2 separate regions of the Mus musculus genome follow, and region 1 is linked to region 2. The links are chromatin loops, found by intact Hi-C in ENCODE. Cell type or tissue: heart. All regions are shown on one strand. Each heading gives the region's core, and the rest is flanking DNA. Links, peaks and the distances in the headings are about the cores only. Region 1 holds the start of 1190007I07Rik (RIKEN cDNA 1190007I07 gene). Region 2 holds the start of Sirt6 (sirtuin 6).

The links. A loop is a pair of places that touch in the nucleus more often than their neighbours do. Peaks named below come from ENCODE experiments on the same cell type or tissue, not always from the same donor. Only the 100,000 strongest peaks of a DNase experiment are listed, where the experiment ranks them.
Region 1: it touches region 2 in a loop (6-fold over the local background); 6 of 42 quality-filtered maps call a loop at or near these places.

What each region holds. Positions count from the first base shown.
Region 1 is chr10:82,615,413-82,630,398 of GRCm38, forward strand. 1190007I07Rik (RIKEN cDNA 1190007I07 gene) reads right to left here and starts at 7,816. Exons shown (of 3, transcript NM_001135567.1): 1 at 7,553-7,816; 2 at 7,296-7,412; 3 at 4,439-4,805. The coding sequence starts at 7,403. The coding sequence ends at 4,710. It overlaps Tdg (thymine DNA glycosylase), which reads left to right and starts at 14,426. Exons shown (of 10, transcript NM_172552.4): 1 at 14,426-14,626. The coding sequence starts at 14,604. In heart, for the core only: a CTCF peak has its summit at 7,763; a DNase peak (open chromatin) is centred at 7,829; H3K4me3 peaks cover 1,680 bases; H3K27ac peaks cover 1,754 bases.
Region 2 is chr10:81,620,746-81,635,731 of GRCm38, forward strand. Sirt6 (sirtuin 6) reads right to left here and starts at 6,821. Exons shown (of 8, transcript NM_181586.4): 1 at 6,727-6,821; 2 at 5,745-5,872; 3 at 4,971-5,153; 4 at 4,312-4,371; 5 at 3,402-3,497; 6 at 3,247-3,327; 7 at 2,004-2,127; 8 at 1,042-1,934. The coding sequence starts at 6,792. The coding sequence ends at 1,668. Ankrd24 (ankyrin repeat domain 24) reads left to right here and starts at 12,954. Exons shown (of 20, transcript NM_001374016.1): 1 at 12,954-13,010; 2 at 13,922-14,008; 3 at 14,120-14,250; 4 at 14,325-14,413; 5 at 14,943-14,986. The coding sequence starts at 12,972. In heart, for the core only: no CTCF peak of the experiment used is centred there; DNase peaks (open chromatin) are centred at 5,943, 6,906 and 7,906; H3K4me3 peaks cover 2,062 bases; H3K27ac peaks cover 2,549 bases.

The DNA.
Region 1 (14,986 bases), core at 4,340-12,339, 1.0 Mb after region 2:
CACACAGTGATGTGAACGACCTATATCTCACTTGATGGTGGCATCCAGGGAAGGAAGAGGCCCACACCGTGTTTACCAGACCTCCATACTACAGATGCTTGTGATGATGCAGCTGAGGTTGCTTGACTAATTGGTAGTGGCCTCCTCTCTGGCAGCCCTCTTTGGTTGTCCTTCCAGGTAGCCACATTCAGCAACTTCTTGTGGGAAAGCACCAGGATCTTCAAGGGAGAAGTGAGAGGATGGAATATCATGGGATGAGAAGGACAGAGTCCATAGTACCTGGGCCATTATCCAGCCCATAGCTTCCTGACATCCTGACATTGTACTGAGACTCTGGATAGAAGATGGTGAATAGACCAGAGCATGAGCTCCCCAGGAAGAGAGGCTTGGGGGTCAAATTCCCAGAAGATGAGGACAGCAGAGAGTGTACAGATGGTAGAACATTACAGGATAGTCCCATGTTCCTAGACAAGCAGGTCAATCCCCGTGTAATGCCATTCAGAAAAGACTTAGCAACTGAAGATGGAAGCAGAGAAAAGTGTCTTTCTAAGCTGATGACTGATCACAATGTCTAATGTGCTGAGAGAAACAGAGCTAACCATATCCAGTGGCTCCATCTTGTGCTGCCTCTAGGCATTATAGAAATCTGGCTAGTCAATGCACTGTGCTAGTCAGGTTCCTGTTTATCCAAAATAAACAACTTCTATGGAAATGAAGCTGCACCCCAGAAGTCAATCAGAGTAGGAGAACTTTCCTGAAGTGGGAGGGCAGGTCTGCAAACTGACCAGTGAGTGCCAGAGTGTTCAGGGAAATCATTCATACCACATAATGTTCAACGAATGAAGAGAAAGAGGCCCTCACAGAAGATCCTGAAGAGTCTCTGTGTGGGACATGGCAGCCAAGGAGCCCTCAACCCTGTCAGCACTTCAGGGCTCTATTCATCCTAGAACTACTAATTTTGGGCTGGGATTGAAGGAAGTTTGAGAAGTGTGATGAGATCAAGCACACAGTGAGAAAGCCACATGGGACCTCCCCATCTTCCTCACCTGGTCTTTCCATTCAAGTGTACACACTGTCCTTTCTGAGACAGAATGTTCCAGGTTAGAGGTTGGAAGCTTATATTTTCAATGCTGAATTAGGTTTTTGGATCGTGAGCAGCATTAGCCACAACTACAGTTCAAAATCAGAGTTCAAGAGGTTGTGCCTTCACTGAGAGAGCAGGTCCAGACTCGCAGTTCAAACTACACTCAGCAGCCCCAAACAGGAAAGGACTTTGGTGCACAGCATCAGAATTTTGGCTCTAGCCTGTGTTATGTCTATCAGGAAAGTCTCATGAACTTTGACTTTTCTGAAGGACAGAATCATAGTAGCTGGAGACATCTAAAGAGAAAATAGTGACAGGAGGTCAGAGCACAGACAATATAGGTAGCCCCTCCTACCTGTATCTCAGTGTCTTATTTTCATAGTTATGAAAAATCCTGAATAGTAAGAGGAGCGTCTTCATGAGAGAGAATGCAAACTAAAGTGCTGAGGGACAACCAAGGTCCAGAATTCCTTCTGGTGACAGTTTTAATCTGCGCACCCTACTTGATTAGAAACTCAACATGCATATGTGAAAAAGAGTGGATCTCCATGCAGGAACATGGCCTCTTGTTTCTGGTATTCCTACATTGTCCAGCCATCAGGATGGCCTCTGACTTTCCCATCACCAGCACAAGGGGAGTGTAGAGTTCAGGCCTTTGGTATGTTGAGACACCTAACACCCCTAGGACCTATGATCTGAGTGGAAAACACCATTTCACCAAGAGATGAATTACAATAAATTTCCTTGAGGGTGTCTATAGAAATCTCTCTATCACAGATACTCATCAGGTCCAGTCATTCATGATGGCTGCCAGTCACATAGTTGTTCCCATAGTCCTCTGTGTCAGGTCTTCTTTCTCTCCACACTTAGCCCAGCAGAACTGTCTACTTAGGGACAGTGTTTGCCAACAACTTGTTCTAGGATGGGAACTACCAGTTTCATTACTGCCTTTTTACCTGTTTTCAAGTGGACTTACCTCACCAACTTCGTCTTCCTGGATGTCCTGGACTGTGTCAGTGTGTTAGCTCCTTGGGCACAAGTTGTCCATGACACTAATGATCCTGGGATCTAGCACCTAGCTAGAGCCTTGCACATCACTATGACTATAGAATGGCATCTGAGAAAAGGTCAGATAATACCACTTCACATAGACAGTCTAGAAGCTGGGGTCACATATCAGAGCCAATCTTCACCCTTCCTCCTTGTGGGTAAGAATTAAGTCAGGCCTGTGAAGGGAAGAATGGCTTCCATGATGCAAGAGGAAGACTGGAGCAGGCACAGTCCAGGAAATGAGGAACAGGCTGCATCCCAAGAGCTGGGAGTCCAGCTCTCTCAGACACCCCACACTTAGAACACAATCCCTAGAAAATGCAGTGGCAGTGGTCAGGGGACACCCACTGACTGATCTGTAGAGGCCCTCCTCTAGGCTCTTTAGTTCAAGACTGAGCAGCAAGGATGAGGGAGAGTCAGGGAGAAGTTGCTGTCGTTTGGTGACAGGACTGTTACTAGGAAGACTCCAGCATAGAATGAAGGTCTGAAGAGGGGAGAAGTGGTTGCACCATAAAGCTTCTAGATACATCTGAGCCTCACATCACTTTTGCATGACACCTCCCACTGTCACAGTCCTCCTCTCATTACTGTCTCCTCAGTGACAGTAGCACCTTGTATGGCCTGGTCTCCTATATGGAGACAGAGAAATCGTCATATGATCTTAAAAGGCATAATATTCTTGTCAGAGGATAGTCTACTGGGACATGGGCTTCTGCAGCAGCTGGTGACAACACTGCAGCTTGAAGTGAAAGGGACCACGTCCATCCACACTGTTCATATCCAGCTTCACTCATACAAGCATTGGATTTCTCAGTAGCATCTCTTGGCCTTGGACTCCACATCATGACACTGTGTCTTCTGTATCTACTGGGCCACTCCTCATGTGTCTTCTGGCCCTAATGAAGACACATTTCATTCTGTAGACCCCAGACTCCATCCAAGGTCCTGCACGTCTCCCACACTGAACTCCCCCCCCCCCCCCCGAACTTGATTCTGGACAGCACTCGTGGAGAGGCCTCAAAAATCTCTGTCCACTCTGGATTTGAACCTTAGAAGCCTTAATGTAGCATTGTATAACAGGAATCATGATAACATCTCTTTTTAAACTCTGGGCACAAAAATTGCCATTATAATCAAGTTTATTCAGAGAAGAATCATAATTGAAGGAGCCACTGCAAATGGTCTCGTGTGATATTGAAAATAAGCACCTACCTAGTCAAACGCTAGAGATGCTCTTAGGCAGTTCTTAAGAGACACTGGACCAGGCATGGTCCTTTATACCTGTAATCTCACTGTTTGGGAAGTGGAAGCAAAAAGACTCTTAGTACCCTAGCAAGATTTTATTGAAAGGACCCAGATGTAGCTATCTCTTGTGAGACTACGCCGGGGCCTAGCAAACACAGAAGTGGATGCTCACAGTCAGCTAATGGATGGATCACAGGGCTCCCAATGGAGGAGATAGAGAAAGAACCCAAGGAGCTAAAGGGATCTGCAACCCTATAGGTGGAACAACATTATGAACTAACCAGTACCCCGGATCTCTTGACTCTAGCTGCATATGTAACAAAAGATGGCCTAATCGGCCATCACTGGAAAGAGAGGCCCATTGGACACGTAAACTTTGTATGCCCCAGTACAGGGGAACGCCAGGGCCAAAAAGGGGGGGTGGGTGGGTAGGGGAGTGGGGGTGGGTGGGTATGGGGGACTTTTGGTATAGCATTGGAAATGTAAATGAGCTAAATACCTCATAAAAAATGGAAAAAAAAAGACTCTTAGTTTGAGGTCAGCATGTGCTACACACACAGCAAGACCTTTTTGTAGAGACCTATTGTACTGGTTGGTTTTGTGTGTCAACTTGACACAAGCTGGAGTTATCATAGAGAAAGGAGTTTCAGTTGAGGAAATGCCTCCATGAGATCCAGTTGTAAGGAATTTTCTCAATTAGTGATCAAGGTGGGGAGGGTCAGTGTGGGTGGTACCATCTCTGGGCTGGTAGTCTTGGTTCTATAAGAGAGCAGGCTGAGCAAGCCAGGGGAAGCAAGCCAGTAAGTAACATCCCTCCATGGCCTCTGCATCAGCTCCTGCTTCCTGCCCTGCTTGAGTTCCAGTCCTGACTTCCTTTGGTGATGAACAGCAATGTGGAAGTGTAAGCTGAATAAACCCTTTCCTCCCCAACTTGCTTCTTGATCATGATGTTTGTGCAGGAATAGAAACCCTGACTAAGACACCTACAGATCCTGTGAACTGGAGACCAGCCTGATCTACACAGCAAATTCTAGGTGAGCCAAGAATGTATAGTAAGACTATCTTTAAAAAAATATTAAGATTTATTATGTATACAGCATTCTGCCTGCGGGCCAGAACAGGGTACAACTCATAGATGGTTATGAACCACCAAGTGGTTGCTGCGAATTGAACACAGGACCTCTGGAAGAGCAGACAGTGCTCTTAACCTCTGAGCCATTGAGCCCCCTAAATTCGGTGTTTTAAAAAGTAGTTTTACTTAATAAATTTTAAAATACATATTTGAAACATTATTCACAGAATTCTTGGCACAGCTGTTATTTTGAAGTTTCTACTGCTGTGAAACATGAGGTTCGTGGCGTCTCTCTTTCAGTCCCAAAAGCTCCGTTTTGAGTTCTCCAGGCTTTGGTGGAATTTCAGGTATTGTCTACAAAAAAACAACAACAACAACAACAACAACAACAAAAGCCAAAAAACAGATACCATCACATTCTGAAACAACACTTCAATATGATCTAAAAAGCTTTAGAAAAAACAAAAGCCTCGTGCATGCTACTCAGTACCAGGCCATTTTTATGAAGACTCCTGATTGATCTGAATTTCTTGCTGTCTTGAATAGATCGTCCTGGCAAATCTCAAGTCCTAGAGGATGCACAGGGATAAATCCAACTGACTCACAACTGTGATTTCAAATGAGAATTCAACATTTGAAAATCCATTCCCACAATATTTGCTAACTCTCTGCCATGCACCAGGCCTAGGAAATAACTATTGGTAGTTAATGTACCCAAAAGACTGGAAGCAGCCAGCATGTGATGTGCATAAAGTCATACATGAGCAACACACAATTCTACCTTTCAGAAAGACAGAGGGAAATGGGTGCAGAATGTATATGACAGAGTTTGATTCCCAGCACCACAAAGGTACAAAAACAATGGTTTTCAGTACAGTAGAATTGGAACTGTGAGTCTATCACAATAAAATTGTAGAATCTTTTTACTGCTTCAAAAGAAACTCCTATTCCATTCCCAAGTGGTCCCCACAAGCCAACTCTGTCCATATATATTTGCCCACCATATATCATGTGGTCTTTTATTGCTCAATATTTTCATGTAGTGTTTGCAAAGTTCATTCATGTAGGATCACTGAATGCTATTCCCTTATAAAGATGTACATGTTTTCCATAGGTATTCAGGTATCTGAATTGTTCCCACCTATGAACATGTACAGAATCAAACAAGTAAGTATGACAGATGTCTTAGTGTTTGTTGGGGAGAAAACTAAACTGGGAATTGCAGGAACATATATGCTGTTTGAGGAACTAGCAGACTAGTTACATATAAAAACAGCCGTGTGATATTCTATTCCCAAGGGTAGCGTATGAAGGTTCCAATTTCTCCCTGTCCTTGACAACTGCTGTTTCATTATGGCCAGCAGAGTAGTGGTTCTGACTGCAGATTGCATTTCTCTGGTTGTTAGAAAATGAGCACCTCTACACAGGCTTTTGGCTCAGAGGGTCACTTCAGAACATGGAGGAGGAAGAGGAGGAGGAGGAGGAGGAGGAAGGGGAGGAGGGAAGGAGGGGAGGAGGGAGGAGGATGTGGAAACAGTCTTGTTTCAGGCTAATAGGATCACAAGGGCAGAGGACCAAACCAAAGACTATGTCTTCAGTTCAAGGAAGTCATCGGTACAGCTGACACAGTGTTCAGCAGGTTAGAAAGCTTAGTTGGTGGACAGTGGGAGGGACATAAAGAGTCCGTGGCTTTTGCTTTGGAAGCAGGAAGATACTGGTGAGTTTTGAGGAGAACGACATGGCCTGACTCCAGGATAAAAAAGAGCGATGGAAGCTCTGTTGAGACGTTTCAGGGAAAGCAGGAGTGGAGGGCAGAAGATGGGCAGGAAGCTACTGTCTTAACTGAAGAGAGAAACTGACGGTGGCTTGGCTAGGGTAGGCAGTGTGGTGATCGATGTGGACAGATGTGGATGTATTGTCCATATTTACCCAGTGGCATTTGCTGAGGCACACAATAAGAGATGAATTAGGATGAGACCTGGGGTTCAGCCTAAAGAACTATGAGAATACAGTTGTCTCTTTTGCTGTCCTAATGAGTGAGTTATGCTGGACACCTAAAACAAAGCATCTTAGCTGTTCTCCCTAAGGCAGCACTGAGTGCCAACTTTGGGCAGCCACCACGGTCTCCTTTCCTCTGCTCTCTCCCCAAACCTTTCAGTTATAACAGTGGTGGCTGGAATAATTGCAAAAGACAAGGTAGGTAATGGACATAAATCCCTTAAATAATAGGAAAGCATTCAGCATCCTATAGCAGCCAGCCACCTTGGCCTCTACGCCTATCAGTAAAGATTCTCTACTAACCAGTCTGAGGTGGCCTAGGACCCTTAGTACCGCTCATTTTAGAGACTGGTTTTGTTTTGCTTTCTCCCCAACTACAGGTAGCTGCTGGTAACAACCCTTGCACATCTCCAATAGTAATGAGATGAATCAAGTCAACCTCACAGGATCAAATTCTAGGCATTATTTCCTCGGTAAAGTGCGGCAGGCAACTACTCCTGCAGAAACGAGACACAAAACTGCATTTCCATTGAAAGTTCGTGACACTTTCTGTTTCACTAAGATATGCATATATCTATCTATAAGCATATAGATAGATATAGATTTAGATATAGATATAGATATCCCACTCCCGCGATACAGTTTCTCTGTGTAGCCCCGGATGCCCTGGAACTCGCTCTGTAGACCAGGCTGGCTCACCACAACTATTAGACACACTCTTGAGTGTTAAGAGCGAGCTAGGTATCCAAACACTGGGGACAATCTAAAAGTCAAGAGGGACTGAGCAAAGTGGACTGAACGCGAGGGTCTCACCCCGAGGATGGGCACGCGCCCTACAGCACTCACCAGGTCAGGCCGATAGTACCAATGCACCACCTGGGCCCCGGCGCACATGGCCAGGAGGCTGGAGGAAAGCATTTTCAAGTAGGCGGACCAGGGTACGCCCCCGGGCATGGTGGAGAGCTGGCGGGGACGGAAAGGGCACAGCGTTAGAGGGCTGGGTAGCCTTCAGATGGCCTGACCGCTGACCCTGGGTGGCTGAGTCGCAACACCACCTCGGGTGCCCCCGCAACTTCCTCCCCCGCGACCAGCGAGCGGGGCACCTGCTAGCTGCAGCCTGCGCCCGCCGAGCAGGGGAAGGAGGGCTCGGCGGTTCCTCGCTCCCTCAGCCACTCAGGGAGACGCTGGAGCCCCTCGTTCCTTCCCACGACTATGCGCGCACGAGACTGTACCGCGGAGTGCACGCGCGCAGGGAGACAGGTCACAGGGTCGCTTTAGAACCAGGACGGACCTCCAGCGGGCAGGAACCAAAGTACAGGGTCCGACGCAGCGACGGAGCGGAAAGCGGAGGCAATACTCGCGCAGGCGCACTCGATTGTTTCTGACGGACTTGGGGCTGGAATTGGGCGGGGGGGGGGGGGGGGAATTGACCGTTTCCACCCCTTAGCCAGCCTGGAATCCTAGCTCCTGGTTGGTCACTGTCCCAATCCTGCGTTTGCCATTCCTGGCAACTGTGATGTTTACAGCATCCTTTGATCTTTCGCACAAAGGAAACTGCACGTGTCCCACGTGGTTAGGAAGAGGCGGGGTTTCGCAGCACAGCACTTGCAAGGGCAAAGGGCAGGTCACACTACAGCTCCTCTTCTTAACCTGCAAATCGGACACCTTTGGAAGGACTCACTGACCGCTTTCTGGGAGTCGTCTATCACATCTCCTGTATATCAGATATTTACAAGTCACAGCAAAATCACTGTTATAAAATAGCAACAAAGTAAATTGTATTGTTGAGGCTCACCACAGCCTAAGGGTATTAAATAAAAAATCCTGAGGGTGTTGCAGGGTGGAAGCATTAGGAAGGTTGAGAACCACTGCTCTAGAGAGAGCAGCTCAAAGCTTTATTCTCCTGGTTCCTGCGGTTCTTTGAAACTTTACACAGAGCCACACCCAGGTACAGTACCTTTGGGTCATGGTTTTACTGGAAAAGAGACCTCCAATCACCTTACTTAATCTGAGAGTGTTTTTGATTGTGGGTTCATGCTTTGATTGTGGGTTCATTTTTGTTAAGTAAACTGCAAGAATTTTGAAGCATTAAGGTAGCATTGTGTAACAGGAATCGTGATAACTTTTTTTTTTAACTCTGGGCACAAAATTGCTCAGGATTGGGGGTGGAGGGCATTTGTCATTAAACCTGACTACACAATTTTGCTCCCCCAGCCCCACATGATGGAAGCAGAGATAGCTCTGTAAATTCTTTTCTTACACACACACAGGCACACACACATGCTTTTTTTTAACTTCATGATAATAAAAAAAATTAGTTTTAACTAAATGGTATTAAGTTTGACATATAATAATCTCACAGAAAGTATACATCTGGAAGACTATACCCACAACTAAGGCAATCAACATTATGCCCAAGTTTTCTGTGACTGTTCATGTGTGGGCACATATGCGATTTAGAGGTCAAAGGACAACTTCAGGAGCATTGAATCTCAGGCACTGTCCTTTCCTCTCTTTTTCCTTTTATTCCTCTTCCAAACTGGGTGTCTCATTGACCTGGAGCTCCCAAAATAGGATAGGTTAGCTGCCCAGTGAACCCAAGAGATCGGCTTGTCTCTGCTTCACTAGAGCTTAGCCCAATTGGCGACTTCCAGGTACCTGTCTCAGAACTAAACATGTAAATTAAACATGGTGGTTTAAATAGGTATGAGAAATGGCTCAACTTTTAAGAGTGGGTAGGGCTTTTGCAGAGGACTAGAAGGACACTGGCAACACTCAGGAAACTCACAGCCATTTCTAGCTCCAAACTTCTGGATCCCATGAGCACCTGTGCTCACATGCCTGGACCCACACATCCCCTCATGCATGTAATTCAAAATTAAAAAAAAAAATTCAAAAAGGCTGAGCATGGTGGCACACACCTTTAATTCCAGTTCTAGGGTAGCAGAGGCAGGGAGATCTCAGTAAGTTGGACGACAGTCTGGTCTACATATAATAAAATTCCTGAACAGCCAGGAGTACATAAAGAGACTGTGGTGGTGGTTTGAATAGGCATGGCCCCCACAGACTCAAGGGTTTGAATGCTTGACCCATGGAGAGTGGCATGATTAGAAGGTGTGGCCTATTGGAGTATATGTGGCCTTACTGGAGGAGGTGTCTCACTGGGCTTTGAGGTCTTAGATGTTCCAGCCAGGCTGTGTCTCACTCCCTTCCTGCTGCCTGCCAATCAGACATAGAACTCTGAGCTACCTCTCCAGCACCATGCATAACTCCTGTGTGTCCCAGTGCTTTCTGCCATGATGACAGACTAAACCTCTGAAACTATAAGCCAGCCCCAATGTTTTCTTATAAGAGTTGCTTCGGTCACAGTGTCTCTTCACAGCTATAGAAACCCTAAGACAGTAAGTAAATAAGAATAAGATGCAGAGTAACTGAGAAGTTATTTAATGTCAGCCTCTGACTTCCACACTTATCTACACAGGTACATGTACACCCAAACAGACACATACATACAAAATACAAATTAAAATGCATCATAATAGTTCAAACTGGACTTGAGCTTGCAGTGATCCTCCTGCCTCATCCTCTCAACTGCTGGGCTTATAAGAATATACCACCATCCACTGCTCTGGCTCATAGACTTCTGTATACTTGTATCCTTTGGTGGAGTATCTGTTCAAATCTCTTGCCCATTTTTTAAGATCTCTTTAATGTCATGCATTTGAATGTTTTGCCTACATGTATGTACCATGTGCATGCCTGTGCACTCAGAGGTCGGAAGAGGGTGTTGAACACTCTGGAACTGGAGTTACAGGTGGTGTGAACCACCATGTGGATGCTGGGAACTGAACTCCAGTCCTTTGCAAGAAAAGCATGTGTGTTAAACACACTCTCCAGCTCAATCGACCTGTTTGGTTTTTTTTTTTAAACTGTAAACTGTTCTTTATTTTGGATACAAGCCTTTTATCAGATACACTGCAAATGTCTCTTTCCAATCTATGCTTTATCTTTTCCTTAGTAGTATAACGAGACACTTAAAAATTTAAATAAATTCCAAATTTATTACCCCTCCCCACCCTTTTATGAGACAAGGTCTCTCTATCTTAGTTAGGGTTTGTATTGTTCTGAAGAGACACTAAATGTTTTCTTATAAGGGAAAACATTTAACTGGGAATGGCCTAGTTTCAGAGGTTCATCAGAGTCGGGAGGTAGCTTCTTCTTCTTGCATGCTGCCAGAGAAGAAGCTGAGAGTTCTACACCTTGATCCACAGGCACCAAGAGCCTGTTATACCACACTGAGCATAGCTTGAGCATGGAAGACCTCAAAGCCTACCCCACAGTAATACGCTTTCTCCAACAAGGCCACACCTACTACTCCACCAAGGTCATACTTCCTAATAGTGCCACTCCTTATGAGCCAAACATTCAAATACATGGTCCGTCTCTATAGGGATCATGCTTATTCAAACCACCTCAGTCTATGTGGTCCAGGCTGGCCTCAGACCCTAGGAACAAACAGCTGAGGTGCATATCTTACATACCAGAGCAGACCTGGCCTCCGGGACCTCCTGCATCCCTCAGGCCCTATCTCGAATCCCTGCCCTGAACTTTCCAGCCCAGGGGCTGGGCGGCCCTTCCCACAGAGGCTCTTTGCTACATAACCCAGACATTTTGGTTTCTTCTCTTCTTCTTCTTCTTCCTCCTCCTTTTCCTTCTCTCATGCGAACACACTTTCTCTCTTTCTCTTCCCCCCTCCTCTCTCCTTCCCCATGGCGACTTCCCCTGCCTCCTTCCTTGGGAGCAGTAAACTTACCAGGAGAGCAGCTTCCCAATAAACCAGAAGTTATATGCATTTTAATCTGGTTTGAATTGGCTCAGTTCACCAGTGGAGAAAAAAACTTATCAGTGTGACTAAAAGTGTGTGCCACCATAGCCCAGCCCTTTTGGAAAATAAAAGTTTTGAATTACATACATATGGGGATGTGTGGGTCCATGTGTGTGAGCACAGGTGCCCATGGAATCCATTAGTTTGGAGCTAGTGATGGCTGTGAGCTGCCTAAGTGAATGCTGTCTCAACTCAACGTCCTTCTAGTCCTCTGCAAGAGTCCCACCTACTCTTACAAGCTGAGCCATTTCTCCAACCCCAAAGTTGTTTCTTTTCTAAGTAGAGTTTTCACTGTTTTATATGTATTTTACTTTATGCATCTATGTGGCTTTGCTTGCAGGTTATTGTGCCCCTGCTTTCAGGTCTAGTGCCCCAGGAAATAAGACAAGGATGTCATACCCCTCAGGACTGGAGTTAGAGACAGTTAGTTGTGAGTCACCATATGGGAATCGAAGCCAGGTCCTCTGGAAGAGTAGCTGGTGTTCTTAACAGCTGAGCCATCACTCCAGCTGCCGATATGCTTCCCTTTAAAATATCCTAGGATTAAAAATATATACATATGGAGCACAAAGCCCTGGCCATCTCTGAGCTCACATCACAGAAGGGAGAGATCATTGTAATTTAACCAACGCCTCTTGTGAAACAAACCAGGCAATCTAATTCAGTCGGGCTTCTCACCATTTTCTGCCACGTAACCTAAAGAAACAGGGAAGCCTAACACTCGAAGATGTCAGTGTTCTGGATTCCTCGGGACAATGGAAGAGAGACATGGTGGGATGAGTGATCAGCCTCTCAAGGACTGAATGGTGGCAAGTTTCCTGGAAGTGCCCCCATTATTTATTTATTTATTTGCTTTACATCCCAGTCAACCTCCCCTCACAAGTCCCTCCCATTACTCCCTCCCTTCTCCTCATAGTACAGTCACTTGACAACATTCACTTAGGTGATACCCAAAGTGAGTGCTACCACCCCATCTTGGGACATCAAGTCATAGAAGGACTAATCATAGCCTCTCTCACTGAGCCCAACCAGGCAGTCCAGCTAGAGGAAGGGGATCCAAGAACAGGTGGGGGCTCACATAAAGACCAGGCTTCAATCTGCTACAAATGTGTAGGAAGCGTAGGTCAAGCCCTGCACGCTCTTTGGTGGGTGGTTCAGTCTCTGTGAGCCCCCATGGGCCCAGGTTAGTTGACTCTGTAGGTCTTCTTGTGGTGTCCTTGCTCACTTCTATCCCTCACTTTTCCACAGGACTCCCAAACACTGCTGAGCCATCTCACCAGCCCCCTAGAAGTGTTGTTTATTGTTACATAAAAGGCACTTTTAGCAAGTTAACTTCTGCATACCCAAACCTCTTCTATGATCTAGGGGTTATGAAGGAGCCATTGCCCAAGATTCTCAGACACAGGAGACTACCTGGTCTGCCAGGTACGTCTAAGGACTGATACTGTAAAACCCTTTGAAGGAACAACCCCCTCAAATCTCAGATAACAATCGCTGACAAGAGGCTACCTCAAAGCCTAGGTGTCATCACTCTGGGATTCACGGAGAGGGCTAGACGCCGTTAGACAACTCTCTGGCCAAACACCCACAGCAGACATTGAAAAGAAATTAAATGAAAACTCTTGGGGCTGGAGAGATGGCTCAGCGGTTAAGAACACTGACTGCTCTTTCAAAGGTCCTGAGTTCAAATCCCAGCAACCACATAGTGGCTCACAACCATCTGTAATGAGATCTGACTGCTCTCTTCTGGAGTGTCTGAAGACAGCTACAGTGTACTCACATAAATAAATAAATAAATAAATAAATCTAAAAAAAAAAAACAAACAAACTCTTAGAACCTCCGAAAGTCAAGTATGGTGATACATGCCCTGTAATCCCAGTCAGTATGCAAGAGAGTGAACAGGAGACTTGCCTCAGGTTGAGGCCAGCCTGGACTACAGCTGCAAAGCTCTAAGCCAAGTCAGGGGTACACAGTTTTGTAATTATCTCAAAAACCAAAAGAACCTCCGAGAAATCGAGGTGAGATTGCTGTCTAAGGTTCTAAAGCAGAGATGCATCTAGCATCTAGGCGAGTGTTTGTCCATCTCCAACGTAGACAACTGTTTATGGAAATCTTTGTAATCTACCAAGAGCTTCCCCTTACAGATTAGTAAACTGAGGCCCAAACATTGGTGGCTTCCAATCTTAGGTTTTCCAGTTCCAATCAGCCCTACTCCTCATCACAGGAATTGACAAGAAAGACAATTGAAAAGAAAGAATGTTGTTTTGTGTAAGGCACAATATTTATTTATCATTATTATAATTATCATTTTAGTTTTTCACGACGGAGTTTCTCTGTGTAGTATTGCCTGTCCTGAAACTCGCTCTATAAACCAGGCCAGCCTCGAACTTAGTTCTGCCTGCCACTGTCTATGCAAATGCTGGGTCGCCCAGCCAAGACACATAGTTGCGGGGGAGGGGGTGGTTGTTTTCATTTTAATTTAATTAACTTTACGTCCCGTTCACAGCCCCACCCCCACCCAGTCCCACGCTTACAAATCCTGCCCCCTTCTCTTCTCAGAGAAGAGGAAGCCCCACTTGGGTAAGACTCTGGTACATCTAATCTCAGCAAGTGTAGGCACATCCTTTCCCACTGAGGAAACACGCAGTCCTCTTCCCCCAGTCCGCGCTGGGTCCACTGGCAAGGAACAGAGACCTAGACAGCCCCTGTTCCACTTGTAGGGGACTCACACGGACACCAAGCTTCACATTTGCTACAAACGTGTAGAGGGGTCTAGGTCCAGCTCCTGAAAGCTCCCTGGTTGGTAGCTCAGGCTCTGTGAGCCCCAAGTCAGGTAGCTTTTAATCCGCACAAAATTTGAGGTGAAAAGACATGAATTTGCCACCACGCATAATACATCCTAAAGGCCATCACCCTTAACCCACACCTTCAAGGAAACTTAGAGCCCACAAAAGCTGACGTCAGCCGGGCGCTCCCCATCCTCGCCGAGATCCACGTTTCCCGAAAGGCTAAGCGGCGGTCGGGGCGCCCCGAAAAGGACACGCCATTGGCCTGGCCAGCATCACGTGATGGCGAGGCCGCCGGCCTCCTCGGAGGGGGACGGAAGTGCGCTGGGGACTCGCCGCGGTGATGTAGCAGCGTGGGAGGGGCCGAGGCCAGCGCCGTCCATCCACCGGCCGCCCCGATCCTGTGGTGAGTCCGCGCGCTGAGCGGCAGAGCGGGCGCCCGTGGGCTCGGCAGGAGTGGCCGTACCCTCGGCGGCGCCGCCATGGACGCAGAGGCCGCGCGCAGGTAACGCGGGCGCTCGCGGCTGGGGTCGGTCAGGGCCGCGGCCCGCACAAAGGCCGGCTTGCGCGTGCGCAGTGGGGACCTCCCCGCTCCCCACACGTCCCCCCCCCCTCCCAGGTCCGCGCACGTCCTCTGCCTCCCGTACCCGCGAGCTTTAAAAGGTGGTGTGTGCCCGGCCGCAGCCTCCGCCCGCGCGGTTCTTCACCCTCCGTCACCGTGGACTGTAAAGGCGAAGCGGGTACCCTGTGGCCGCGGTTGCTGCGGGGTCCTTCTCATCCTCGCGGGATAGATACTATTGCTGTGGAGTGTGTATAACACGCTAAGAAGTCAATCTGTAGATGTCTTTCATTCTGGGATGGTCTT
Region 2 (14,986 bases), core at 3,492-11,491:
TGCTGCACTGGATGGTGAGCTGTGAAAGAAGAACGTCGAGTGGAGACTTTGCTGGGTCATGACCCTGTTACTCAGGGTTTGGGGTGGGAGACTTTCTGGTCTGGGTGACGATTTGGAACGCATATGAAGATGCCTCCAAACTGAGCGGGATTTCTGTGGCATTTCTCCACCATTCAGTTGATAGAATGGAGACCACTGCCGTTTGCAGGATGTCAGTCATGATCCCGCCTCGGACTCTGATTGGACAAAGCTGAAGTCGGTGCTTCTGATTGGGCAGGTGCCCAGCCCCGCCTCTGATTCACTACCTGTACTTAGCATCTATGATTGTCGAGGTTCTCCAGGTTCCACCCCTAACATCTGAGTGACCAGGTCCTCTAGAATGCTGGTGTGGGGAACCAGGCCCTGTAGTGGGACCAAGCCCCAGACCAGGCAGTGGGAAGACAGAGACAACAGAGACATAGAGACCCGAGCAATTGAGTATCTTCACTTCTACCAAGTTGGGCGCAGCCTGTGACACATGGATCTTGGGTGAGTGGGTTGACCTTGACTAACCAGACACCTAGGAACTCCTGGGATGTGGCTCAGTGCAAGCACGGAGGACCTGAGTTTGAAACCTCAGAACCCACAGAAAAATGTTAGATCTCACTGCGCCTGCATGAGCAAGAGAGTTGTGGGAGATCTGTCTCCAGGCCTGGAGTGGTCAGGAGGCCAGCTCCAGAGGTGATGGTGTCACAGGAATGGTTTCATCCATGGATTTGGCCATGTTGGGGTGGAATGACTTCAAAACAAAATAACAAAACAGGTCCTTCAAACTTCCGTTTTTTGGCTGGGTGGGGATTCTAACACACTTAGGTAAATAAAGGAGGTGGGGTGGGTTGGGGGAACAGGACTGGTGAGAGGGCTCAGCAGGTAAAGGTGCTTGAGCCAAGCCTGATGCCCAGAGTTCCATGTCCTGACTCCTTCAAGTTGTCAGCTGACCTCCACACATGAACCTCCACACACCACACACACACAAACGGAATACATAAATGTAACAAAATGTAAAAGAATGGAAGGGATTTTGTATTTATTGCATTGGGAGCTTCTGGGAGCCTGGGGCCCTTAGCACAGATGGGTGCCTGGTGGGCCCTTGGTGGCTCTGTGTCAGGGCCAGGGGATGGGGGGGAGATGCGTGCAGGGGGCAGCAATGGTGTGTGGAGTGTGTGAGACTGCTGCTCCGGGCACATCCTGAGTCACGAGCGGGTGTGATTGGTAGAGAGGCACGTGGATCCCTGGGACACGGCCTCTTCCACATGTGTGGGATTCCCCATGCCCTGAGATTCCCTGGAAGGACCTGGACAAGGGACACAGTGAGACTTTGAAGAAAGGAGCTGTGTTGGACATGGTGTACCTGCCCGCTGTCCCTACTACAGTAGAGGCTGAGGCAGGCAGGCTAGTTCCAGGCCAGCCTGGGCTATAGCAGTGAGTTCCAGACCAGCCTGAGCGATCTAGGGAGTCCTGGTCTCAAAAAAAAAAAAAAAAAAAAAAAAATCTGAAAAGACACCAGGGTGAGATATGCAAACCTGGGCTCAGTCCCCAGAATATAAAAAACAAACAAACAAACAAACAAACAAAAACCTCAACATGTGTGGTTCCTTCAAGTTCCCCTCCCGCCCCACATACCCGGGTCAGCTGGGGGCAGCCTCGGTCTTCACTCTTTTGGGGGGCCTGTGGAGTATAGGGCTGTTGGGCTTGGACTTATACGAAACATGCACTGCACCATTGAGATGCACGGGGGGCTCAGCCTTGAGTGCTACTGGGCGAGGCAGAGGTGGCAGGGCTTTGTCTAGCACGCAGGGTCCATCCCAGGCTGGAATCTCCAGCCCCAGATGCTTCATGAGTCTGCACATCACCTCATCCACGTAGCCGTGGATGCGCAGGTCAGCCTGGCGGTCCTGCCAAGGGAGGGACAGTCAGCGTGGGCTAGGGGGCACCGGGGCACCGGGCAGGGCACTGGTACATACATGTTTTGTGGGTTGCAGGTTGACAATGACCAGACGGCCTCCTCGGCGCTTAGTGGCAAGGGGCAGGTTCCCACTGGGGCGGATCTGCAGCGAGGTACCCAGGGTGACAGACAGGTCTGCGGTCCTGGAACAGGGAGCAGGAAGTGGGTGGGGCCCAGGCCCACCTCAGGTTCCAGCCCTCACGCCCACCCACCAGGCACTGGAGAAACACTTGGGAGCTGAGATTCAGTCTTGGTGTCTCACTGTAAACCACTGTCCAGTTTTGGGTTTTGTTTTTTCAAGACAGGGTTTCTCCGAGACAGGCGGATTTCTGAGTTCGAGGCCAGCCTGGTCTACAAAGTGAGTTCCAGGACAGCCAGGGTAACCCTGTCTCGAAAAACAAAAACAAAAAACAAAAAACAAAACAAACAAAAGACAGGGTTTCTCTGTATAGTCCTGGCTGTCCTAGAACTCACTCTGTAGACCAGGCTGGCCTCGAATTTAGAACTCAGAACTCTGCTTGCCTCTGCCTCCCAAGTGCTGGGATTAAAGGCATGCGCCACCACCACCCGGCCAGTTTTTTAAAAATTAACGACAACCAGGCTGGGTGGCACAGGCCTGTTGTCCTAGCTATTCCACAGGCTGAGGCAGGAGGATCAAAAGGTTCAAGCTTTGAGCGAACTGCATTCGCATTGAATTCCAGCATTCAGAAGGTAGACAGACCTCTTGAGTCTAAGGCCAGTCTGGTCTACACAGCAGACCTTCTCTCAAAAAAGGAAAGCAAATATTCCTGTATGGTGAAATGACTCAAAGCTGGAGGTCAGGGTGGAGCCCCACCTAGAATGCCCCAGTTAGGTACTGGGGGGCGTGGTCTGGGCGGAGCCCCACCTAGAATGCCCCAGTTAGGTACTGGGGGCGTGGTCAGGACGAAGCCCCCACCTAAAGTTCCCAGTTAGGTATGGGGGCGTGGTCAGGGTGGGGCTCTTGCCTAGAATCCTCCAGCGAAGGGGCTGATTCTGCAGAGGGCTTGTTTAGTGCACACAGGCCCAGGATTCTCCCCACTACCACAAAAACCTGAAAGCAGGAACGCGAAGAAACCTTCCACTCACTCTGTGTCTCAGCTTCTCCTCTGCACCTATGGTGCCCAGGGCCCTGGGCTGGGGGTGATGGGGACAACCCTGCTGTCCCACCCGAGTTTCGACCTTCTGTGGAGGTCTGCGTAGCCATCCCCACCCATTTCCACCTGGGGAGTGTGGGGTCCCACCTGCTGGCCTCATCAGCGAGCATCAGGTCCCGGTCAGGCAACGAGTCCTCCCAGTCCAGAATGGTGTCTCTCAGCTCCCCTCTGTGGCAGTCAGGGAATGGAGTCAGGGGGCGCCCACCTCCTCACAGGTGGAGGGTGTGAGGAAAGTCACCTACCTACAGGCCCGAAGTCCCCTGGTCTTGGCCACGGTGCAGAGCCGGCCTGTGGCCTTGAGGCCCATGGTGCCCACAACCGTGTCTCTGACGTACTGCCTGTAAAGGGGGAAGGGTGCACACACATTTTCTAATGTTCTCTCAGCTGGGGGGTGGTGTAGCCAGGCTCAACCCATGGGCTACTGAGCAGGACAAACAACCGAGGGATAGACAGACAGACTACTCAGTCTGAAAGTGCCTGGCAAGCAGACTCCGGGCTCTGTGTTTGAGTCATCCATGGAAAACGAAGAGCATGGTGGAGCAGGATTGTCGCCCCAGAGCTTGGGAGGCTGAGCTGGGGACCCCAGGAGTTCACTGGCCACTCAGCTAAACCAAAGAGGTACAGGTTCTGAGAGCAAGTCTGCCTCAAAACACAAGCAGAGGGGGCTGAGCCAGTGTCAGCCGCTGGCATCCACACAAGGGAGGGTGCGGGAGGGAGGAGGCTAAGGGAAACATGATGGCTCGCACCTGTGAGCTCAGCACGCAGGAAGCTGAGGCAGGAGGATGCCAAATTTCAGGATAACCTGGGCAACTTTAATGAAGTCCTGTCTGAATAAAGAACCCCTAAGAGGGAGTCAGGGGCCAAAGCTCAGGAGGCACAGTCCTGCTCAACACCCCGAGGCTCTGGTGTGCAAGCCATGTTGACACCCAGCCCAGAGCCATAGCAAAGGCAGGGCAGGGAGAACCCCTCATTGCCAAGGGCATGACCAGCTTCTCCCTTGGGGGGCTGTGAAGAAAGGGTTTGCCCCATTTGTCTACGAGCCTTTGTTGGTCTGTTTTCATCTGACTGTCTCTGGCCTTCTCTAGGCCATGCTAGGACCCTGAGCTGGCTTAGGGGAGGAGCAGGGTCTTGTGTTACACGGGCAACACTCACGTCTTACACTTGGGACATTCCTCTACAAACATGTTTCCGTGCAGCTCTGCCAGCTTGTCCCTGCAGAAGAAGATGCCAGTAAGGACCCTTCCCAGATCCTGGGGCTTGGACCAGCTGCTCAGTCTGCCTCCTCCTCCAGAAAGCCTTCCTAGGGGGCTCACTCACAAGGGGCGTCCACTTCTCTTTCCTGGAGGATGTCCCAGCCTGTCCCATTCTGAGGAACTGTTGCATGCATAGCTGTCTGACGGTGTCTTCACAAACTCACAAATACCTCCTCCCCACTACAAAAAACCTGTTGGCTAGCCGCGGCACACCCCTTTAATCCCTCCATTGGGAGGCAGAGGCAAGTGGATCTCTGTGAGCCTGATCTACAGGGCAAGTCCCAGGGTAGCCAAGACATGGAGAAATTCTGTCATGTACTCGCCCTCTGCCGCAACAGTCAGTTGGCCCTAAAGCCCCTGCCAACCTCCCCACCCCACCCCAGTGAGGGGTGGAACCCTGCCTACATCCCCCCAATTTGACCAAGTACTGCCCGGCTTTGGGCTCCGAGCCTTCCCCCTCTTTGCATCCCTAATAAATGCCCCTGAGCTAGGGCACCCTGGTCCAATAAGGAGGAAGAGATGCAATTGAGCCCCAGCCCCCCGGCCGACTCATCGGACCTGGGGAAGCCCGAGCGCACGTGCAGCCCGTCTACGTTCTGGCTGACCAGGAAGCTGAGGAAGCCCATGCGTTCTAGCTGAACCAGGGCCATGTGGGTCTTCGAGGGCCGAGCATTCTCGAAGGTGGTGTCAAACTTGGGGGCCAGGCCGCGTTCCTCCATGGTCCACACGCCATGGGGGCCTCTGAGGATAGCAAGCAGAGGAGGACAGGCACAGAGGTCAAACATTCATTTTCCAGGCTGTGGGCTCTTCCTGTTAATGCTGAAGTCAGCCCATGCTGGCCCCAGCCCCGTTCTTAGGGTGGTTCTGTATCCTGTGGTGGAGACAATGACTGCCGGGTAGGCAAGAATTCTAAAGAGCATGGGACGTCTTCATGAAAGAGGCGGAGGGGCTGAGGGTCTGGGGGTAAACAAAGGCAGGGGAGCTAGTGGAGCTGGGGCTGAGTACTGGTTAAGACCGGCTGCGGGTTCCCAGAATGCTTTACAGTGGTCATAGGCTGCCACCGAAGGTTATGGGTGAGCTAGTCACTCCACAACATTGAGTCATTCTGACCCTAGAAAACCCAGTGGCTGGCCGAGCTGCATGAATACATTTCCCAGCATGCCTTGCAGCTACTACATTATGTGGGCATGCTCTGATCCTTGGGCAAGTGGAGTTTTTGCTGGGCCTTTCAGAGACATAGGAAAACTGAAAGGTCCTTCTGCCACCTCACCTTAGTCCCTAGAGGTGTATCAGCAAGAGCCCTGCCTCAGTTTCCCCTCATTGTTCACCGACCTGAAGTCGGGGATGCCAGAGGCGGTGCTGATGCCGGCGCCCGTGTGGAAAACCACGCTGGAGGACTGCCACATTAGCCGGGCCAGCTCCCACACCTTGCGTTCCAGCTCCTCTGGTGGGTCGAAGATCTGTAGGGTCAGAGGGCAGGAGGAGGCAACACGTGACCTCCCAAGTGGCAGGCCTCCTGTGGGTCAATGCTCTGTCTGCCCCTTCTCAACATCCCTCAGTTCCAGCCACACTCTTAACACATCGCTGTGTCCTACCCCAGGGCCTTTGCACATGCCGAGCCCTCTTCCCAGAGTGCTGTTCCTGCAGGCAGCCACTCCTTTGTCCTGGTCTGGTTGTGGCCCACGTGACCTCCCCACTGACGTCATCCCCCATCCTGGACTTTAGATAACCCACCTCTCTCCCCTAAATCAAGATGCAGCTCTACTTGTCTAGGGGCTCCGTTAACATGAGGCAGGCAGGGCATGGTGTCGCAGGCCTTTAACACCAGTACTCGGGAGGCAGAGGCAGGAAGATTCCTGTGAGTTCGGGGCCAGCCTGGGCTACAAAGAGAGAACCCTCCACCCTACTACACCCCTTCAGAAACAACAAAGACTGACAGCCCCACACTCAGGATCCATCTGGCCCAGATTCAGGGAGGAGTACAGAGTGGGGTACAGGGATGCCCCCAGGAAAGGGTGCCAGCTTCCGGCCCTGCAGATCTTCCCACAGCTCCAGGTTTTCCCTGACAATTAAGACGTCCACTCCCTGACCTGACGATTTGGTCTCGTTCCCATTAGCCCCTCACTCCTTCCCTGACCCAGGTTCCTCCGTGTCACCCAGCCTGAGCAGTGGGTGTCACTTCCCGCCCCCTCCTTCCAGGGAAGTCCCTCCCATTGTCTAGACTCTATGTTTCATGCTGTTCCCACAATGCCCCGCTTCGCCCGGCCGCTCCCCGTCTGGGGTCATTCGGTGACTCGAACACTGCAGCTCTCACCTCGGGCAGCCCGCACTTGCCCTTATCCGCGTAAGGCGACAACCCTGCTGCATAATTCACCGACATCGTCGCCGGCGCTGCCGCACGGGAACAATAAAGTTTCCCTTGTTGAGGCCGCTTCCGCCGGAAGTGGTGAAGGGACGGTCGGGAAAGAGTAGCCGCCTTCCCTAGATACGTGCCTGAGGGTGGGGTGGGTACGTGGAGGTGAAAAACAGCATTCTTTCCAGAGCGCATGCGCCCTCCTGATGCAGCAAGCTTAGTCTTCAGTGCTGGCCGAGACTACCTCTCTGACTTAGTGGATTCCCCAGTCCTGGGATCCGCGACCAGAGCCAGAAAAGTGATGAGGCCACTCACAGGAGTCGAGGCAGGGGGATTGCGAGTCCCAGACCAACTCCCTGTTTCAAAAGAGACAACATCAGCAAAACCCAGAAATGAAACCAAACAAAGCAAAACAAAAATCCACAGTTCTCAGTGTGTAGAGCCCTGCCCGGAGTGCTTATAGCACTGGCAGGAGGGGACAGAAAGTTCGAAGCCACGCTAGGCTACATGATACCCTAACCTTTGTGACTGTCATCCAGGGTCTGCCTGACTCTGGCTACAGGAGAGAATGAATGGAAAACTGGGGTTCTTGGGCAGAGGAAAGACCTCTGGGCCCCCTGCCAACATTTCCTGGGTTAGTTTCTGGAGTGCACCTCCCGGAATATCACAGAGCATAGGGTTAGGTCCACAGAACTGGGCGAGTTCCACGTGTTACCCAGAGGTGCCCAGAGATGCAAGGAGAGAGGTGAAGAGCCCTGCTTCCGTGGCCATCTAGAGATGGGAGGCACTATCTGACCATTCTGCCTGTTGGTAATCAACAGACACAGGAGCCATGTGATGGGTCAATGGCAGCATATAACAACCGAAGCCTCCTGATCCCCGTGGAGACCCCAAGAAAGGCTTCGAGGAGGCAGGAGCACACAAGGAGGTGGGAGAGGCCGTCCTTGGGGCTGCCCATCTGAGCAAGCTGGCTAACAGCAGCTTGTCTCCTCCCTTGGCTCATCCGTCCCCCGCTCCCCCACCCCAACCTGATCGGGTGTCACCTCTACTCTGCTGCTGGTGGCTCGCAGCTGGAGCGGGTAACCAGAGAGGCTGCTTGGACGCTGGGTTCCGGTCTGGAGTCGCCTGAGGTAGGGGGATGTGGGTGAGGGAGGCCAGGGAAGTCTGGGTGCTGGTGAGGGGTGCTACCTGCAACAGTATGAACACACGCATCTGCACACTTGTGACAGGTGCACACATCCCACGCGGGAGCCAAGGCCCAGGCCCAGTGCGCAGCGTCACCTGTGCTGTGTCACCTCTTCAGAAGGCAAACCCTTAAATCCACAGGCCTTCCCTGCCACCTTGCCGTGGCGATTTCCTTCAGACTGGTAGCATGTGGACAACTCTTTTGGGTGTTTTGTCACCCACCCTTGGTGGTAGGTGTGGGGTGAAAGTGAACCTGATTAGTAGAGGAGGTGGGATCAGTGAATGGATGGATGGATGGGTAGATGGGTGGGTGGATGGGTGAGTGGGTAGATGGGTGGGTGGATGGGTGGGTGGATGGGTGAGTGGGTAGGTGGGTGGGTGGATGGGTGAGTGGGTAGATGGGTGGGTGGATGGGTGGGTGGGTAGATGGGTGGGTGGATGGATGGATGGATGGGTGGGTGGATGGGTAGATGGATGGGTGGGTGGAACTGCCCTAAATAGTGACAGTTTTGACCAGACTTTCTTGCAAAACACTGACTTTCCAGTGTGTCTCCCCCTGTAGCTCCATTACATATGAACCCAGGTTAGAGGTACAGGAGGAGACCCAGCTTGGGAGAACTTGGAAGCTCCGTTTGGGGAGGTAGATAGTTCTGTGTGGGAGAGAGGCGATTTTGTGAATAGAAATTTCACAGAGAAGAGTGTTTGTGTGGTGGGGAGTTTATGGCATCAATGATTGCACAAACTCCAGGTTGCAGCCTGTGTGAGCTGCTGAACTAGTGCTGCTGGTTGTGATGCACGCTCAGCCCCACTTCAGGGGACTGCCTGGACAAGGAGGAATTATCTCTGTTTACAGTTGAGGACAGTTCCTTCAGAGGGTGCAAGTAGCCTGAACTTGGACACACAGCAGATTTGCCCAGGCTGTGTTGTGAGGACAGTGTGGCTGACCACCCCAGCATCCTGTCCCTCACCCGACCCACGCCTTGTCCAGAAACAAGACGAGAGCCCCTAGCAGGTGTGATGAAGACCCTCCGGGCACGATTCAAGAAAACAGAGGTGAGTCTTCAGGCTTGGAGGACTGCTCAGTCCTCCCTGCTGTGGCTCAGAACCCACCAGTCCTTTAGGCTCCACCTGATCCCCTATCCGCTGTTCCCCCAGCTGCTGCAGCAGGTCAGCTACTCCAGCAGGTCAGCTGCTCCAGCAGGTCCCTGGTTCAGTTTTCTGGATCAAATGCTGATTGCCCACGTAGGTTCACTGAGTCCCACTCATGGTTCAGTTCTGCTCACCCACCCCCCACTCAGGGTCTCAGTGGTTACTGGGGCAACCCTTCCTCCTTTGCACATGCTGGCAAGGTGTCACCGAGATACCCCCAAACTCTTCCTGCCCCCGTTTTCATTTTCATCGTCGTCCGAATTTAGTGATTCCTGAGGGATTCCCAAGTGCTCTGCTCTGTGAGCCCTGGTCTTTTGCTCACTATGATTCTTCAAGGAATGAACTTATGTGCATTTGAGAGAGGAAGGATGGCTCAGAGAGGTGGTAGAAGCTCCTCAAAGCCACACAGCAGGGAAGCGATATGCCTGTCTCCATTAGAAGATGGAGATAGGTATCAATGGGTGTGACCTGCAGGGGGAATGGGGAGGGAAGGGCTGGGAGGGGGGGGAGGAAGCAAGAGATCCAGAGAGCCAGAGAGAGCAAGGGAGAGCATGAGAGAGAGAGAGAGAGAGAGAGAGAGAGAGAGAGAGAGAGAGAGAACTGTTGCTTTCCTAGACAGTAAAGCTAGACTAGTTGGAAACCAAGTCATTGCACATGCTGAAGAATGGGCTGGCAAAATGGCTCAGCGGGGCCAGGTGTGGTGGCGCACGCTTTTAATCCCAGCACTTGAGAGGCAGAGGCAGGCAAATTTCTGAGTTTAAGGCCAGCCTGGCCTACAGAGTGAGTTCCAGGACAGCCAAGGCTACACAGAGAAACCCTGTCTCGAAAAACAAAACAAACAAACAAAAAAAAATCAAGATGGCTCAGCAGGGAAGGGTACTTGCAGCTGAACTCTGGTCCTCTGTGATAGCAGCCATTGATCTAACTGCTAAGCCATCTCTCCTGAGTTTGATTCTCAGAGCCCACATGGTGGAGGGAGAAAAATGACCCCACAAGGTTGTCCTCTGACCTCTGCCTCCATGCATGTGTGCATGTACACACCTAAATGCAACTTTAAAAAAACTCTTTAAAAAAAAAAGATTTATTTACACGGTAGCTGTCTTCAGACACACCAGAAAAGGTTATCGGGTCCCATTACAGATGGTTGTGAGCCACCCTGTGGCTGCTGGGAGTTGAACTCAGGATTCTGGAAGAGCAACCAGTGCACTTAACTGCTGAGCCGTCTCTGCAGTCCCTATAAATGCAATTTTTAAGTTAAGGAAAAATAGTTTTTGAAAGCTTAATCAGGCCAGCTGTGATAGCTAAAGCCTTTAATCCTAGCAGAGGCAGCTGGATCTCCGAGTTCTAGGCCAGCCTGGTCTACAGAGTGAGTTTCAGGATAGCCAGGGCTACTATACAGGGAAACCCTCTGTGGAAAAAACACTCACCTACTTAAAAAGCTGAATTATTTCAAAATCTTGCAGCCTACCCACCCTTGGCAAGAGACACTTAGCTTGGAATGTGGGTGTATTTTGGTGGGGCTTCGAAGAAGGGGCAGCAACAGAGTAGGGAGGGGTGGGTCCCTGGTGCTGGACCAGCCTGGGCAGCAGATGGGAGGCCTGGTCGGCCCCTCCCCGCCGGGAACCTGTCTGCCACCCTCACCCTTCTCTGGTTTCCCCATAGCAGCCAGGGTGAAGCTTGGCTTTTGTCTCTGCAGCCCCTAGGGAAGAAAGTGAACACTCATGGCTGCCTGGAGGCCCCTTGGTGCCCTGGGCCTCTGGGTCCTCTCCTGCTGTGGCCAAGTGCCAGGCTGCAGCCCTGCAGATGTTAGCTCAGGCTGAGCTCATTCCCAAGGTGTCCTCAAGGTTCCAGCAGGGGCTCAGTGGGCTCTGGGCCCCAGATTCTCTTGTGTGGAATGGGGACTACTTTATCTGGGGCACCCTTGCTGACATTCTGACCTTATTGGAGGAAAATCCCTCCAGGCAGTGATGGAGGCTTATACAGTTTTGGAAGTGGGAACCCTGGCTGGCCTTGAATCACAGTCTTTCCTCTTCAGTCTCCTAGTATTGCGATCATGGGTTGTACAGTCACATCGGGCTCAAAGCATTCTTTCTCCCTTTTTTGTTTGTTTGTTCTGTGTAGCCCTGGCTCTCATAGAACTTGCTCTGTAGACCAGGCTGCCCTCAAAGTCACAGAGATCTGTCTGCCTCTGCCTCTCAAGTCCTGGATTAAAGGTGAGAGCCACTGTGTCTGGCTCAGTATTCTCTCTCTCTCTCTTTAAAGGTGGCACATGTGTGTGTGTGCGCGGGTGTGTGTACATGTATGTAGATATGTATGTGTGTATGTATATGTGTGTCTCTATATATGTGCCTATATACATGTGCATATATGCATATGTATATATATGTATCTATATGTGTATATATTTATATATACATGTGTATATATGTACACATATTCTAGGACTCTCTGCAGAGAGGGACACACCAGTATCTAGAGTGTTATGGGACACAGAGGCAGGAGTTGCTTATTGTTTATTAGGGAGACCATATCTCCACCTGTGCAAGGCAATTTCATGAACGACTCACTTCTCCCCAAGTTCTGCCTCTCTGGGATTCTCATCCCACAGCTCCTGTCGTGTGTCCCTGCCTGCTGCTCCGTCTCCAAGACAGCTTCTACAGTGCCAACTTACATGCACAGAAGCCAGAGAGCTAGAAAGTCATTCCGCAGTCACTTGATAAATGTAGAACAGAAGAGTCTCAGGCTGTGGCCCAGGGATATTTTGTGGGTCCTGCATAGAGGGCTCTAATTTCAGGCAAGGCAGACAAGTGCCCACACACCTTAGAGCCAGAAACGGGGGTTGCAACCCCCACTTCCAGTTGATCTAAAGATTCCTCTGACCCAGCCTGGAAGCTGTGCACAGGTCCAGATGCATGTGCCTGAAGAATGAAATGCAGTTCTTATTGTGTACTCATGGTGTACCAGGCCTGTTGTGCAGGGCGGTGCGTTCTGCTCAGCCTCTGCACGGCCCTCCGGAGCTGTGTCTGGAAAGTCTATGTGAAACCCCATTGCACATATGAGGAGGGCGGAGGCTCCAACAGGTGAGGTCTAGGTCAGTCCCATAGGTGGATAATGGCGAGGCAGACCTGGGATTCAAGTTTGGAGTGAGACTTGAGAGCTACTGGAGCGAAGTAAATAATGAAAGAGTAGATGGGTGGACAGGTAGGTTGGAGGAGTGAATGGGTGAGAGGATGTGTGCGTGAATGAAGGGATGAGTAAGCCAATGCATTTGCCCATGAAAAGACGTTAGTAAATGGGTGGTGAGGAAATTAATGAGCGAATGGGTGAATGAAAACATTAGCAAAGTGCGAATAATGACTGTTGGAGAGAGTGAATGTGTGAAACGATGGATGAACGAATGAATGAATGAAAAGATAGGCATAAATGTATGAATGAATGAAGACTGGAAGGTGATGGCTGAATGAATGATGTCCATCATTGTAAGTAAGGTGAGCTGGAGGTGAGGAGTTAGCGGGCTGACACCCGATAGGGACCATCATGGAGTTGCGGGGCGGAGCCTTTTCAGCGGGATGGAGCGTGTCGGTGCAGGAGTGGGGTGGTGGGGAAGAGAGCACTATATAGCAGCGGGCGAGCGGGCCTGGGGAAAATGGGAGTAACCTGGAACTTAGAACGGATGTGAGCGGGCCCTGAGCTTTCGTGGAAGAGGTGGGAGGGGCCTGAAATCTAGGGGGAAGCTGGGCGGGCTCTGTGCCTGAGCCTGGTGAGGAAGGGTGCTGAGTCTGGAGAAGAGGTGTGCCACAGGAGGAGGGCAGAGCCCCGTGTCTGAGGAGGTAGGCGTGGTCTGATCTGGCCCCGCCCTCCTGCGGTTCGCCATGAAGCAGCTGTGCCTGTGTGCTGCTGCCTCCTTCGCGGTAGGCGTTTGGGTCCCTCTGCGCCTTCCCCTCTTTCCTAGAAAGAAGTTCGGCAGAGGGCGGGGCGCCTGTAGAGCCTGGGCGGGAAGTGGAGGGCGGTGTTGAGGGCAGGCGTGTCTGTGCAGGCGTGGGGTCAGCAGGCCGTTGCGGGATGCAGGTCTTGGAGGACACTGTGGACAGTGAGTGACTCAGGAACTGTCCATGTTCCTGGGCAGTGAGTTTAAAAACATTAGCGGCTGCAGTTCTGCTGGCCAGGCCTTGATGCTACCTGGGGGCGATGGTCTTGGCTGAGCAGCTGTGAAGGACGGAGCGAGGTTCTGGGCGCTGGAGGATAGTTTGGAAAAGGCCAGTCATCCCAGCATTCGGAGGCTAAGGCAGGGGATCTTTAATTTTAGTTACACCCAGTCTCAAAAAAACTAAGACAGTAAAATAATTGTGAACGAGGAGCTTGGCACCACCAAGCCCTGGCTTCCATGCCCAGCACTACATAAACCAGGTGTGATGTTCCACACCTGTCACCCCAGCCTCGAGGACTGGGAGGCAGGAAGTTCAGGAATTCAAGGTCATCCTGACTCCCAGGGAGTTTGACAGCAGCCTAGGCTACTTGAGGCCCTGACTCAAAAAACAAAAACAAAGCTGGATCATTGAAATCCTCGCACTTTGGGAGATTTCTGTGACTTTCAGGCTACCCTGGTCTACATAAGAGACATGCTATTTAAAAAAAAAAAAAAAAAAAAAAAAAGTTGTACCCTGTCTTTCAAAACTGGCTTTGGATTAAGGCACACACAGGTGGTTTGAGGAGGATTGATATCTGGAAGCTGCCCTGGTGGTGGGCCTGGATCACACGCTGGGGGGTGCAGGTTTCAGAGACACTGTCTGAGGCCCCCAGCCCAGGACCACCTATCCCACAGCTCCGGCTCAGCCCCACCGACCTCAGCTCCTGCCCACCCTGTGGCCGGTGCCCTATCCCAAAACCCGCAGCCAGAGGCAGGCGCCAGGCAAGTGCTCAGGGGTGGGTGGGGAGAGCCCGGAGCAACTGCCCCTGTTCCTTGGTGGGGAAAGGACATCGACCCACTCAGTCCCTCGCACCTCTGGGTGTGCCACCGCAGGGCCAAGACTGGGGCAAAAGTGACCAGCGACTGCTCCAGGCAGTGGAGAACAACGATGTGGCCAGAGTGGCCTCGTTGATCGCCCACAAGGGGCTGGTGCCTACAAAACTGGACCCCGAGGGCAAGTCTGCGTGAGTGTCCAAGCCCTGGGGCTGGGGTGGCTTTGGACATTCTTCTGGGGTTGACCCCTGACTCGTGCCTCTAGGTTCCACTTAGCAGCCATGAGGGGTGCGGCGGGGTGTCTGGAAGTGATGCTGGCTCAAGGTGCCGATGTCATGAGCACGGATGGAGCAGGTACTTATGGAAGGACCGTCCCTGGGTGGATGGCAGGGCTGCATCAGCTGTGCAGAGCAGGGACCACAGGTCCAACTGTGGAAGCTCACTGTCCACAGTGGGAGCTCACTGTCCACAGTGGGGCTGTAGCTCAGTAGGTAGGACATTCACCAAACATGAGGGAAATCCTAAGGTCTGTCCTCTGAACTGCTGGCGCACACCTGCCATCCCAGCACTTGTGTGGAAGTACGAGGATCGGGAGTTCAAGGCGATCCTCAGCTACATATGAACTGGAGACCAACCTGGGCTATATGAGAACCTGTTAAAAATAAAAGTAAAAGACCCCTTTGATCGCCGCACCAGATGGCAGAGAGATCCTGTGAGTTTTAGGATTTTTAAATTATTTCAAAAACAAAGATAGCAAATGAATATAGCAATAAAAAGCCCTCTGGGAACAGCACAGTTTTAAGAAGTAGCTGAGTTTGGACATTCAGGCTTGGGAGGCAGCTGAGAATACCTGGAGGACACGCCTCTTCTCTTCTCCCCTCAGGTTACAATGCCCTTCACCTGGCAGCCAAGTACGGGCACCCAGAG